3 separate regions of the Homo sapiens genome follow, and regions 1 and 2 are each linked to region 3. The links are chromatin contacts, found by Hi-C or POLR2A ChIA-PET in ENCODE. All regions are on one chromosome and are shown on one strand. Each heading gives the region's core, a stretch centred on a gene start or an enhancer-like site at or near the end of the contact. The rest is flanking DNA. Distances are from core to core; before and after follow the strand shown. Region 1 overlaps LOC100130691 (Putative uncharacterized protein FLJ44553). Region 2 overlaps LOC100130691 (Putative uncharacterized protein FLJ44553). Region 3 overlaps PDE11A (phosphodiesterase 11A).

Region 1 (4,049 bases), core at 1,408-3,907, 430 kb before region 3:
ATTCTACTACAAAAGTTAACTCATACGCTGCACACTGCCCTCTCTCTGTTGTTGAGCATAAGCCAGTAAGTGAGTCTGAGAACATGGAGATCGTATAGTCTTGGTTCAATTTCCAACAAACAGATTTGAGTTAATATAGTTACAACAGATCTTGAAAGGTCAGCAAGATAAAAGGATAAGCTAGAGACCAACGCAAGTCCAAGGGTTGATTGGGGGTCTGGCTTCCCTAATCTTCATTAGCTCCCCTAATCCCAGATTGCCCTAAGTAATAACAAACCATGTAAACATGATGAGCTTGCCATAAAGCACAGCTTAAGACAAGTCCCCAAGCTTCTCACTTCCAACCAGATTAGCACCCCAAGCCTCTGGAGAGGACTGAATCCATCTACACTGGGACTTTAGTAAAGCATTTAACTCACATATCCAAGTAAAGTCCTGATGGTTAAAAAGTGGTGTTCTAGGCTGAGTGCAGTGGCTCATACCTATAATCCCAGCACTTTGGGAGGTCCAGGCTGGAGAATTGCTTGAACCCAGGAGTTTGAGACCAGCCTGGAAAACCTAGTGAGACCCTATCTCTACACAAATCAAAAAAAATCTGGGCATAGTGCAGTGTGCCTGTAGTCCCAGCTAATCAGGAGACTGAGCCCAGGATGTTAGCACTACAGTGAGCTATGATCACGCCACTGCACTCTAGCCAGGACAACAAAGGGAGACCCTATCTCAAAAAAAAAAAAAAAAAAAAAAAAAGTTCTAAAACTGGAGGCACAATTAAATCTGCATGAACCAATATAGTTATCCTAAACTTGGATCAATTTGAGACCAAAGCCACCTCCACCATTCCTGAGTGTTGAGAATTCCACCCTGTACTCCCTGCCACTCTGACCAGCCCTTAGTCCCTCCTTCTCCCCCTACAACACTCAGCTCTCTTCCCTGCCATCAGGCCTGTTGCAGGCTGAATTTTGTGCCCTCGGTGAAATATGTTGAAGTCCTAGCCCTCAGTACGTCAGAATGTGAGCTTATTGGGGGAAATAGTGTCATTGTAGATGTAACTAATTAAGATGAGGTCATACTAGAGAAGTAGAGTGGGCCCTTAATCCAACAAGACTAATGTCCACGTGAAGAGGGCCATGTGAAGATGCAGAAATATAGTGAGAACATCATGTGAAGATGGAGACAGAGATGTGAGTGATGCATCTACAAGACAAGGAATACCAGCAATTGCCAGCCACCATCAGAAGCTGGCAAAGAGGCATGAAACAGATTCTCCTTTGGAGACCTCAGAAAAAACCAATCCCGCCAATCCCTTAGTCTTGGACTTCTAGCTTCCAGAACTGTGAGAGTATACATTTCTGTTGTTTGAAGCTGCCTGGTGGTACATTTTTATGGCAGCCTAGGAAGGGCTGCAAAAGGCTGGACAGCCATTTCTGAGCCTGGGCTCCATGGGGAGATATTTAGCAAAGGCTTTGACCAGCATGCTGGTTTCATCATCCCTGGCCCATGAGCCAGTCTTGCCATTCCCAACTCTGAATAGGACACCATCTAATTTCCCTGCTCCTGGACCTAGGCTGTCAAGGTAATAGCAAAACTAGATGAATTGATTATGTTGCAAAGTCATTGTCTCCAATCATAACTTGCCCCTTTCTGAGCCTGAGCAATCTTTCATCACATTGAATAAGTATCATAGAGATTCTCAACTAGTGGGGAGAGAAGGGCTCATGGTTTGAAATAAAAACTTTGCCTCATTGCTTTACTTCATTTAAAATTTATTTCGAATTTCTAAAAACATCAGAGGAGGATAGGTAATTTTTCTTTTTTGCAGAGTAGTGTAAAGGTGGATCCATATTCCCCTTTGCTTGAAATTAGCACAAATGTGCATAGGTGGTGGAGTTGTGGTACAAATGAATAAAGCAGCCTGCCTTTCTAACCACCACTATACAAGACACTCTTATGGTTTACTAGATTGGAAGCTCCTGAATGACAAAAACCCTTCTATGTTCCCTCTGTGCATCTTCCCAACTCCCTAATGCCATTCATCGCACTTTAAAGACATTCAGTAAAAAGAGGCACAGACGGCCAGGCGCGGTGGCTCACGTCTGTAATCCTAGCACTTTGGGAGGCCAAGGCGGGCGGATCATGAGGTCAGGAGATCGAGACTATCCTGGCTAACATGGTGAAACCCCGTCTCTACTAAAAATACAAAAAATTAGCCAGGCATGGTGGCGGGCGCCTGCAGTCCCAGCTACTCGGGAGGCCGAGGCAGGAGAATGGCGTGAACCCAGGAGGCGGAGCTTGCAGTGAGCCGAGATTGCGCCACTTCACTCCAGCCTGGGCGATACAGCAAGACTCCGTCTCAAAAAAAAAAAAAAAAAAAAAAAAAAGGCAGACTTGGGCAGAGTTTCCTATTCTCTCAGCAGTAGGTGGATAAATTAGTGAATTAGTGACTATTATATGGTGTTTGATGCAAATACTGCAGTTTAATTTCCTCACTGCTCCCTTTCCCCTCTTTTTCTCTTTTGTCCCTTTTTTGCCCTCATCTTGTAGAGAAGGAAGGGCACAGGGGCCTCTTTCTACACTAAGGAAATCTCAGAGGAGTTATCCCAGGTCCATAGAGACTTCCTGAGTAGCATTCAAGCTGCAGTTCTCTTCAGCTGGCAACTGTTCTACAGTTTGCAACCTCAGGTCATTCCAAAGAACGAACCTCTTGAAATAAACACAGAGGAATGGGGCCTTTTATTATCTCCAGATGGGATTATGCGGACTTGGAAGCTGTTGAAATAATTCTTCTGTGCCTGAATCAAACTTTTGTTATCTTCCAAAAGGAAAGAAAGAGAGGAGTGGTAAATTGTGTTAACTGAAAGCCAACTCGGGTTAAATTCTGCTGATAGGTCCCCTTCCCCCACTAAAACCCAGGTTTTTAAATTTGCTTTTTATTTATTTTTGCATCCCTTTTTCCCTTTTACAATAAGATATTAAGCTGGGTTGGAATGCACACACATACACACAAACACAAAAGGACAAAATTGTAAAACCGTTGTTTTTGTGTTATCCAAGATTTAGATGTTGTTTTTTTAAAACGGGGATGAAATCTGAAAGTGGAAATACATGTTTTTTAGGGTATTACTAGAAAAGAAAGTATGATAAAGCGTGTCTGTAATACTTTTATTTTTACTCTGGTGGTAGTGGCGAGCTGAGAAGTTTCTACATACATGGAGTCCAGTAAACATCTATTGAACAAACACCATCAATATGTACAATTTTGGGCTATATAATTTTAAAATTGATGGTGCCACCTATTGGTGATGACATAAAGTGTAAAATGATCACTTACATAGTAAGTTATTTCATGTTTTCCAATCATGTTACTTATTCCCACAGAGATTCTGTGAGGAGCTGGAAGGCAAGCTTGGTTCATGCAGACATGAGGCACTAATGTTTTCAACTGGGTTGCTCTCCACTGGATGCCTATTAAATGCTCAGCACTTTGGAGTATACCAGAGAAGTAAAGACATGGCCCCTGCCTTCAAGGAGCATTTTATCCAGTTGGTAAGAGACCTACCTACCAATATAACAAAATAATAAATAGCCTTGGGAGGATGAGGCCGGGAGGATCCATTGAGGCCAGGAGTTGAAGGCTGCAGTGCACTATGATCGCGCCCTATGCATAGACACTCCAACCTGGGCAACATAATAAGACCTTGTCTCTATAAAATAAAGAAATAAAACAAAATAATAAATAGCTTGACATTAAAATGTATAATGCTCCTTCTATATATATATGGCTATATTTTATATAGTATATGGTAATCATACTTTCTAAATCCTCAGCGCAGTGTCAGGACTCAGGACATGTTACTCCAAAGTATGGCACCTCACTTGGCTGAGTACTTTACTTATTTATTTACTTATTTTACTTATTTTTTTTTATTTATTGAGAGGGAATCTCACTCTGTCGCCCAGGCTGGAGTGCAATAGTGCGATCTCGGCTCACTGCAACCTCTGCCTCCTGAGTTCAAGCGATTCTCCTGCCTCAGCCTCCCAAGTAGCTGAGA
Region 2 (4,528 bases), core at 732-3,231, 370 kb before region 3:
GTGAGACAAGATCAGCTGTGGTGTGTGTGTGTGTGAGATTGAGAGAGAGAGAGAGAGAGACAAGATCAGCTGGGGTGGTGTGTATGACAAGATGAGCTGGGGTGGTGTGTGTGTGTGAGAGAGAGAGACAAGATGAGCTAGGGTGGTGTGTGTGTGTGTGAGATTGAGAGAGAGAGAGAGAGAGACAAGATCAGCTGGGGTGGTGTGTATGACAAGATGAGCTGGGGTGGTGTGTGTGTGTGAGAGAGAGAGAGACAAGATGAGCTAGGGTGGTGTGTGTGTGTGAGAGAGACACACAAGATGAGCTAGGGTGGTGTGTGTTTGACAAGATCAGCTGGGGTGGTGTGTGTGTGTGTGTTTGACAAGATCAGCTGGGGTGGTGTGTGTGTGTGTGTGACAAGGTCAGCTGGGGTGGTGTGTGTGTGACAAGATCAGCTGGGGTGGTGTGTGTGTGTGTGAGTGTGACAACATCAGCTGGGGTGGTGTGTGGGTGTGTGTGTCTGTTCCATAGCAGTGAGAGGAATCAGAGTATCTCTAAGCAGGGACCAGATTTTAGACTAACAAATCTGCACCACTTTTAGTTATATTCTCTTTTCCATTACACTAGAATCCCCACACTCTCGAACCAAGCCCAAAGTCAGACCAGAACGTCAAGAATCAGTCATCTTTTCTTAATCCCCATATACTGAAACTGTGCAAGATTTGGCTTGTGGGGTCACACCCTAAGCATTCCTCAATTCTTTCCCAGAACCTTGTGCAAAACTTTAAACAGAGGGAACAGACAAGGATACCAGGAAGACAAAAAAGAAAAGAGGAAACCTGTAATCAGCTAGAAAGAAAAGGATGATAAGTAAATATGTGTTAGCTGTACTGAGTTAAAGAAATATATTGGCTGGGCACCGTGGCTTGTGCCTGTAATCCTAGAACTATGGGAGGTCGAGGTGGGCAGATCACCTGAGGTCAGGAGTTTGAGACCAGCCTGGCCAACATGGAGAAACCCTGTCTCTACTAAAAATACAAAAATTAGCTGTGCGTGGCTGCATGCACCTGTAGTCCCATCTACTTGGGAGTCTGAGGCAGGAGAATTGCTTGAACCCAGGAGGCAGAGGTTGCAGTGAGCCAAGATTGCACCACTGCATGCCAGCCTGGGTAACATGACAGAACAAGACTCCATCTTAAAAAAAGAAAGAAAGAAAGAAATATATTGGTACAAGTTCCCAGGCCTTCCTGTTTTGGGTGGAGATGAAATAAACCTTTAGAGAGAATCTTAGCTGCAACTATGTTTGAGGCCCTTATCTGCTGGAGGAACAACAACTTAGTAGTGCTAAGGCTTGGACATTGTAGTTACTTAGTAAATATTTGTTGAAGTGAAGCATAATAAAGGTTCTGAGGGTTATATACACTCAGTGAAAATTATTTCGAGTCCCCAACTTCTATCATTTCATTACAAAAAGGAGAAGGAAACAGGGAGCAGATAGGGTTTGGCTGCTGTTGTGGAAACAGGAACTTCATGTCATATGAAGTAAGCTCTGGGACAGGAATTTTAGTAATAACGGGTTGACGCTTGGCAAGTCTGCACCTTTGTTTTCTCACTTAAAGTGAGGAGATTGTATAAGATGGAGATTTTCTAAGTGCAACTTTTGGTCTAATATAGTATGGAAAGCAAGGTCCAAAAGCTTATACTGTATAGATTTGAGTGGGAAAAAAAGCAAGCAAGCCATTTACTGAAGGCAACAGGAGCCTTCTCTGCTACATTTCAAAGAATCTTATTAAACTGAGACAGGATCCAAATGTGGATTCCTTTCTCTGGGCTCCCGACTAGGAATTGATTGCCACCACCTGTTTTTGTTCATACTATCATCTGTTATTGTCTAAAACAAATATTCTCCCTTCACTACAGTCCTCAGTTTCTCAACAACTTTCCTAACAATTCAGGAAACCAAGCACTCTTGCCAAGGACGTGGGTTCATGTAAGTTTCTTCAACCACAGCCGCCTAGGATCCTTCCCCAGGGCAGCCAAGTCTCAGGCTTCTTTTCCAGACACCTCAGTTTTCTATAACAAGGGGAATTTTTTCTTTAACCATAGAAATAAATATACCTTTATAACTTAATTTTTTTTCCTATAGGTTACGGGGGTACAGGTGTTATTTGGTTACATGAGTAAGTTCTTTAGTGGTGATTTGTGAGATTTTGGTGCACCCATCACCTGAGCAGTATACGCTGCACCCTGTTTGTAGTCTTTTATCCCTTGCCCCCTCCCACCCTTCCCCCCAAGTCCCCTAAAGCCCATTGTATCATTCTTAAGCCTTTGCGTCCTCATAGCTTAGCTTCCACATATCAGTGAGAACACAGGATGTTTGGTTTTCCATTCCTGAGTTACTTCACTTAGAATAATAGTCTTCAGTCTCATCCAGGTCATTGCAAATGCCATTAATTCATTCCTTTTTATGGCTGAGCAGTATTCCATCATATATATTATATATATATAAATATATATATTTATATATATATAAAAATATATATAAATATATATATTTATATATATAAATATAACAGTTTCTTTCTTTTTCTTTTTTTTTGAGATGGAGTCTTGCTCTCGTCGCCCAGGCTGGAGTGCAGTGGTGCGATCTCAGCTTACTGCAAACTCCGCCTCCCGGGTTCAAGCGATTCTCCTGCCTCAGCCTCCTGAGTAGCTGTGATTACAAGCACCCGCCACCATGCCTGGCTAATTTTTGTACTTTTAGGAGAGACGGGGTTTTGCCATGTTGGCCAGGCTGGTCTCAAACTCCTGACCTCAGGTGATCCGCCCACCTCGGCCTCCCAAAGTGCTGGGATTACAGGCATAAACCAGTGTGCCCAGCCTATATCACAGTTTCTTTATGCACTCGTTGATTCATGGGCATTTGGGTTGGCTCCACGATTTTGCAACTGCAAATTGTGTTGCTATAAACATGCATGTCCATGTTCTTTTTCGAATAATGACTTGTTTTCCTCTGGGTAGATACCCAGTAGTGGGATTGCTGGATCAAATTTTAGTTCTACTTTTAGCTCTTTAAGGAATCTCCACACTGTTTTCCATACAGGATGTACTAGTTTACATTCCCACCAGCAGTGTAGGAGTGTTCCCTGATCACTGCATCCACACCAACATTTACTGTTTTTTGATTTTTTGATTATCACCATTCTTGTAAGGTGGTATTGCATTGTGGTTTTGATTTGCATTTCCCCGATCATTAGTGATGTTGAGTATTTTTTCATATGTTTGTTCACCGTTTGTATATCTTCTTTTGAGAATTGTCTATTCATATCCTTAGCGCACTTTTTGATGGGATTGTTTGTTTTTCCTTACTGATTTGTTTGAGTTCATTGTAGATTCTGGATATTAGTCCTTTGTCAGATGTATACATTGTGGAGATTTTCTCCCACTCTGTGGGTTGTCTATTTACTCTGCTGACTGTTCCTTTTGCTGTGCAAAAGCTCTTTAGTTTAATTAAGTCCCAACTATTTATCTTTGATTTTATTGCATTTGCTTTTGGGTTCTTGGTCATGAAATCCTTGTCTAAGCCAATGTCTAGAGGGTTTTTCCAATGTTATCTTCTAGAATTTTTACAGTTTCAGGTCCTAGATTTAAGTCCTTAATCCATCTTGAGTTGACTTTTGTATAAGGTGAGAGATGAGGTTCCACTTTTATTCTCCTACATGTGGCTAGCCAATTATCACAGCACCATTTGTTGAAAAGGGTGTCCTTTCCCCACTTTATGTTTTTCTTTGCTCTGTCAAAGATCAGTTGCCCGTAAGTATTTGAGTTTATTTCTGGGTTCTGTATTGTGTTCCATTGGTCTATGAAAAAAATTTTTTTTTGATATATTGTCTTACTCTGTCAGGCTGGAGTGCAGTGGTGCAATCTTGGCTCACTGCAGCCCTGACCTGTCAGGCGCAGGTGATCCTCCCACCTCAGCCTCCTGAGTAGCTGGGACCACAGGCATGTGCCATGAAGGCTGGCTAATTTTTTTTTTTTTTTTTTTTTTGTAGAGACAGGGTTTCATCATGTTGCCCAGGCTGGTCTCAAACTGCTGTACTCAAGCGATCCATCCATCTCGGTCTCCCAAAGTGCTGGGATTACAGGTGTTAGCCACCATGTCCAGCCCATAACTTTTAATGATTCTATTGTCTCCACATAGCAATGAAGGTAGGTATGAGGAGGCTGGCCAGGGATCTTCTGCATATCTGCTCTTGCAAATGGTGGCCTCTGCAGCTAGTGGAGCTCACCAGGATTTGGGCTAGGAGTAATAGTTAACCAAGGCCCTGGAAATCACAACCATTCCAAAAGGGGCATGGACAATGGTTGGACTCCCTTAGTGTTTCAAACGGGGCAGAAATTAAGGGTCAATGGTAACATCTCATCATAAACTTCTTTATTTGAAACACTGATGGGAAGCTTTCTTTCATCTTTTCTGCTTTTTCTTTCCTTTTCTTTCTTTTTTTTTTTCTTAATAGAAACATATCAGAAAAGTCAGCAAGCATAATC
Region 3 (4,503 bases), core at 617-3,116:
CTGTAACTTCCAGTGTTACAGTCTACAAAGGAATTTGATTTCTGTTGAGATTAGGATTCTGATTATTGAGTAAAAATATTTTATTTAAAATTTCAATTGGTTCTGTATTTCTTGGACAGGGAGGGAGGAGTTTCAGCTGTGCTTCTAAGATCTTCCAGAATGAATTTTCTACCTCAAAAATCAAGGACTTTTCTGGAAACTGCAGTCAGAGGACAGAACATCAGCCTCAAGCTGGTAAATAGGATGGATTTTCTCCCTAAACATCCCTTCTGCTTTCTAGTTTGAATTATCAATAAAATGGTTTGGCTTATCTCTGAAAATAACCTTGTTGACAACACAAATATGGATTTAAACACGCTACCTCCACATTAAGATTTAAGAAGCCCCCAGTAAATGTCAGGGGGTGTCAATGTGTTTGCTGTGATACTTGGTTATTATTAGTGTTTAACTGCAATTCCCCACCAGCGCCACGCTGCCTGCACCACCATAAATTTTAATGTGATCATGTGCTCTTCTCTTTTCATATCCAGTGAATTCTGCAAGATCATAATATTCTATATGAACCCTAGCTGAACCTTAGTGTGATATGAAGAAAGAACAAGATTTCAAGCAATAATAGTTGTTCACCATTTTATAGCTTTTTTTAACTGGACACTGAGCAACATGGTTCCTTGAATAATATTACCCTAAACTAAATTCACTCATTCAATTAATCTTTATTGATACCCTACAGGATGCAGGGCATGGCTCAAAGTGCTAATGAGTACATTTATGGGATAGTAAAGAATACTGACTCTTAAAGAAATCTTTTTTTTTCCCCTTGGAAAATCTGTCAGAGCTCATACATCATTTATAAAACCGAAAAAAATGTCTCTGCAACCTTGGCACCACTACATGCCTTTTATTTTACAGAATACAAACAAAAGCAGAGTCATTTCCGATATCTAGTCTACATCGTGAATATAAGAAATATGTCCCTCATCTTTTATCATGTATTTATAGTTATAATTTATTTATTATGTATGTGCATGATGGAATATTTGTTCTATAAACTTCTATTAGTAAAGAAAATTTATATGATGATCATTCATCTGCAGGTTTTCTTCCTCATTTTAACCACAAATAATAACTGTCACTACCTACTGTATTTGTCAGAGGAATTCAAAGTATTTGGGAAATTTTAACTATCTAAATATCTTTTTAAAAACAAAGAATAACATTGAAGCTTTCAAATTTATAAATGTGAAATTTCAGACCAGAGGCATGGAACAAATTAATAAGTCATTAACAGGGTTCCCAGTGAATAAAATGTTCATCATTTTATATCAATTTGCCTGTCCTACACAGTAGTTCTTTTTTTTTTTAATTTCTAAAGGAACAAAACCGCTTTGTTACCTACACATGAACCTGAATACTTTTGCAAAACACAATGCTGAGTCAATAAGTTTATTTTCCACCCGTGAAGTGATTTTAGGGTTAAAGGTTAGGAAGCTGGGGCATATATTTATAATTTGCTTGTCCTGTTGTACGTGGTGCCAAAATTTGTTCAGCAGTGACACACAACTATGCATTTCCCCATTCCCAGAGACAATAGGCTTGGAAAAATACACAATCACAGATTTAAGGTCACACGGAGAACACTATTATTCACTTTAACAGCACGGTATGCAAGGTGGCAGTCATAAAACAGGCCCATCCTGATGGGAGATGCTCTTTTCCGACAGACTGGTTTTGTTGCTATCTCTTTTAGGAAAAACATTTATTTTGTGGTGGGGTGTGTACCTCAGTATTCCCTGTGCTAGAAGAAAAGAAGCACTTTCAAGGAAGGTGGGTAAGGTTTTTTCCCCCTTTTCTGGAAACCAGCTGAGAAACTTTGCCTTGGAGCGCCATCTAGAGGAAGCCTCAGCACACACACGCTGTGCTTTCTTAGCCTTATGACATGACCCAGGTTGAATCCAATGGTTGGTACATGGTGAGTTTCTTTTCTTTTCTTTCTTTTTTCCCCCCAGATTAATAGAGAATTTTGGTTCTAACACAACCCACAGACAGGAAATATGAGATCACTGGAATGGAATTTTAATCACTGATAAGATCAAAACATTGAAAGGCTTTTAGAATCTTCAGGAGTGCCAAAAGCATGAGTGCCCATTGGTGGTAAGAAATAGGGCATCATTTTACCATAGGCCGAGTCACATTCCAGAGATGAGAATTGATGAGCGAGTTAAATTTATTTTTAGCTACACTGATTGAGTCGTCTTTGTTACTTCTGTAATTATTTTCTTAATTAAAAAATTCTGATTAACCAGATTGACCAGAGTCAAGCTTGGAGAAGATACTTACGTTAGAGAGAAACAAATGTTGACACTTTTAACTGACTGTAACCCTTAGTTAAGTTCAACAAAATTTAATGAGCAGAAAATACTATCTTTTCCAGATGTGGCTACTCAATACAATGTGAAGGAGAACAAAATAACGTTGTATTCTTTCTGAAGTCATGTTTTTGTTTTGTGATCTCCTCCACCCACCCTCCTTAGAGAAATTTGACAATGAAGTCTCCTCTTTCTGTGTTAGCATGAATGCAAAAAAACAAAACCTAAGCCTTCTCCAACAATGCTGCTCTTCAAGATTGCTGAGCATACTTGCAAAAACAACTGTACCCTGGAAATATTCTGACGATATGAGCATCCCCATTGTGGTGACATAGTTTAAGAATTCTATTCTCTTCAATTTCTTGGAAAGGATCAAAATTGCCCATATAATGGAAATACCCACTGCAGAAAACTGGATATATATTTCCTTTTGCTCCTAAGTGTCCACTGTGACCCTGCTGCTCTTGCCAGTTTCCCCTATTCCAACTATTTTAAGGTTTGTTATAAAAATCTGTCTCTGTCCTTGACATTTCTAACTCAAAAATGTCACAGCCATTTCTTTTTCCTTCATTGAACAGGGTTCCTACTTACTTATTTTGGCAATTCGCATAAATCCATAGGTTTTCCCAAATAATGGGTTAAAAAGTTTTTTATTGAATGTCCTCTGTGGGCCAGACATATGAAATCTGTACACAAAACATTATACCTTGTTTACTGAGGTAGGATATGGAAAAACAAAATGAAGATTTTTTTTTTCCAAGCAATGGTTGTTACTTGAGCTATTAAGCCTCATGGTTCAAAGCACCTTCCTTTCTCACTTGATGGCTCACTCCTCTAACGGTGGATGCAACAGAAGAATGGAATCAGTCCAGTTTTCCCAGGCCAGTCTGCCTGTTTATTAAGCAGTTGAGGACCCAAAGCACAAGTCCCTAGTATAAAAGACATTCTGGCCCCATCTTATGCTAGATGCACATTTCAGCTCATGTCAATTCAACATACATTTTTTGAAAACCCACCAAGTACATGACAGAGTGCAGGGTGCTGGTGTGACCCTCAATAAATGGTGGTTGAGCAAATAAGTAGATGCTGTTGAAAAAACAAGAAATGATCTCTTCCCTCAGCAGCTTACTCTATAGGAGGATGACAGATTTGTAACTTAAAATACACAGTAGCAAGAAAGATGTGTTGTACTAGATACAGTACAGGGAAAGAAGTAATTATTGATGATTTGGGAGAAAGGGGAAGACTTTGTAGAAAAACTGGCACTAGATGAATGCCTTAAAGGATGAGTAAAATTTTAATAGGCAGAAAATGAGGCAGAGTTTTTTTTTTTTTTTTGAGAAAGAAGCAGAATTGTCTTTGTTCATTTGGACCAAAGGAAAATGCATTTCATTTGGCGTTCTGATTTTGTGTTTAAATTTTAGTCTGGGTGCAAAAATATAAGGTATTTATTTTATGTTGGAAGAGTCCAAGACTCACATTCTTTTTTTTTGTATGGCAATATGTTTACACACACCCACAGATATGTACGTACACATGTGTGTATATATAACTATGAAGCCAAAGAAACCAACATATTTAAGCCAGAAAACATTGTACTTGATGATAGTGTAACAATGTAGTAGAAATTATGCCAAAAAAAGCCTTATTTCTTGCCAGAAGAAGTAAATAGAGGATTTGTTTCAATATTTGCCACAAACATTTGCTTTGAGATTAAATTCCAAGGCTTATATCTGCCCAGCTGCACTAGATATCTCCGTGAAACAGACTGGCCACCATCACTGGGTTAAAACCCCACGGGACGAGATTTTAAGGCAAGTAAGCCCTAAACCTGGAGAGTGCGCACTCTTACCCCTCTTTTCTCCTTGGCCTCCCTGGGCATTGTCTCAAATAAGCATCCTCTCAGGATTTCCATATTCCTGCGGGTGATGTTCACACCTCCCTACTGGCTTTCCACCAGCCAAGAGAGTCATATCCAGTGATCTCTTTGTTCTGTTACTCAACTACATTTCCTCTGCAAAAAGATTACTTTAAAAATCTGAGCATTTCTTTTGTAAAAGAACAAGTTTACCAAGAAAAAATACTGAACAGAAGCTCAAGTAATCATTCCAAGGCTACACTGGCTTCAAGGGGT

The links. Hi-C counts contacts between places; a loop is a spot of excess contacts on that map. ChIA-PET counts read pairs that join two places held with the same protein, here RNA polymerase II (POLR2A). Pooled maps may share reads with other maps.
Region 1: a loop to region 3 is called in a pooled map, with 2.9 times the contacts of the local background. The contact joins two enhancer-like sites. A Hi-C loop is called at or near these places in 1 of 168 maps with a recorded cell type or tissue (breast epithelium) and 3 of 50 pooled maps. POLR2A ChIA-PET finds 5 or more read pairs at or near these places in 1 of 52 experiments (Panc1).
Region 2: a loop to region 3 is called in a pooled map, with 5 times the contacts of the local background. The contact joins two enhancer-like sites. A Hi-C loop is called at or near these places in 5 of 168 maps with a recorded cell type or tissue (GM23248, left cardiac atrium, mucosa of descending colon and 2 more) and 3 of 50 pooled maps. POLR2A ChIA-PET finds 5 or more read pairs at or near these places in 4 of 52 experiments (SK-N-SH, activated CD4-positive, alpha-beta T cell, activated T-cell and 1 more).

Annotation. Positions count from the first base shown.
Region 1 is chr2:177,292,987-177,297,035 of GRCh38, forward strand. All of the region lies in intron 8 of LOC100130691 (Putative uncharacterized protein FLJ44553), which reads right to left. Among named protein-coding and RNA genes, the nearest start is that of MIR6512, 19 kb to the right of the region's middle. Within about 2 kb of position 2,658, at least 4 of the 41 ENCODE cell types and tissues checked have a DNase peak (open chromatin) inside an H3K27ac peak, as active enhancers do.
Region 2 is chr2:177,351,355-177,355,882 of GRCh38, forward strand. All of the region lies in intron 1 of LOC100130691 (Putative uncharacterized protein FLJ44553), which reads right to left. Among named protein-coding and RNA genes, the nearest start is that of AGPS, 39 kb to the right of the region's middle. Within about 2 kb of position 1,982, at least 5 of the 41 ENCODE cell types and tissues checked have a DNase peak (open chromatin) inside an H3K27ac peak, as active enhancers do.
Region 3 is chr2:177,722,970-177,727,472 of GRCh38, forward strand. All of the region lies in intron 12 of PDE11A (phosphodiesterase 11A), which reads right to left. It overlaps PDE11A-AS1 (PDE11A antisense RNA 1), which reads left to right. Exons shown (of 5, transcript NR_136171.1): 5 at 120-320. Among named protein-coding and RNA genes, the nearest start is that of PDE11A-AS1, 52 kb to the left of the region's middle. Within about 2 kb of position 1,867, at least 2 of the 41 ENCODE cell types and tissues checked have a DNase peak (open chromatin) inside an H3K27ac peak, as active enhancers do.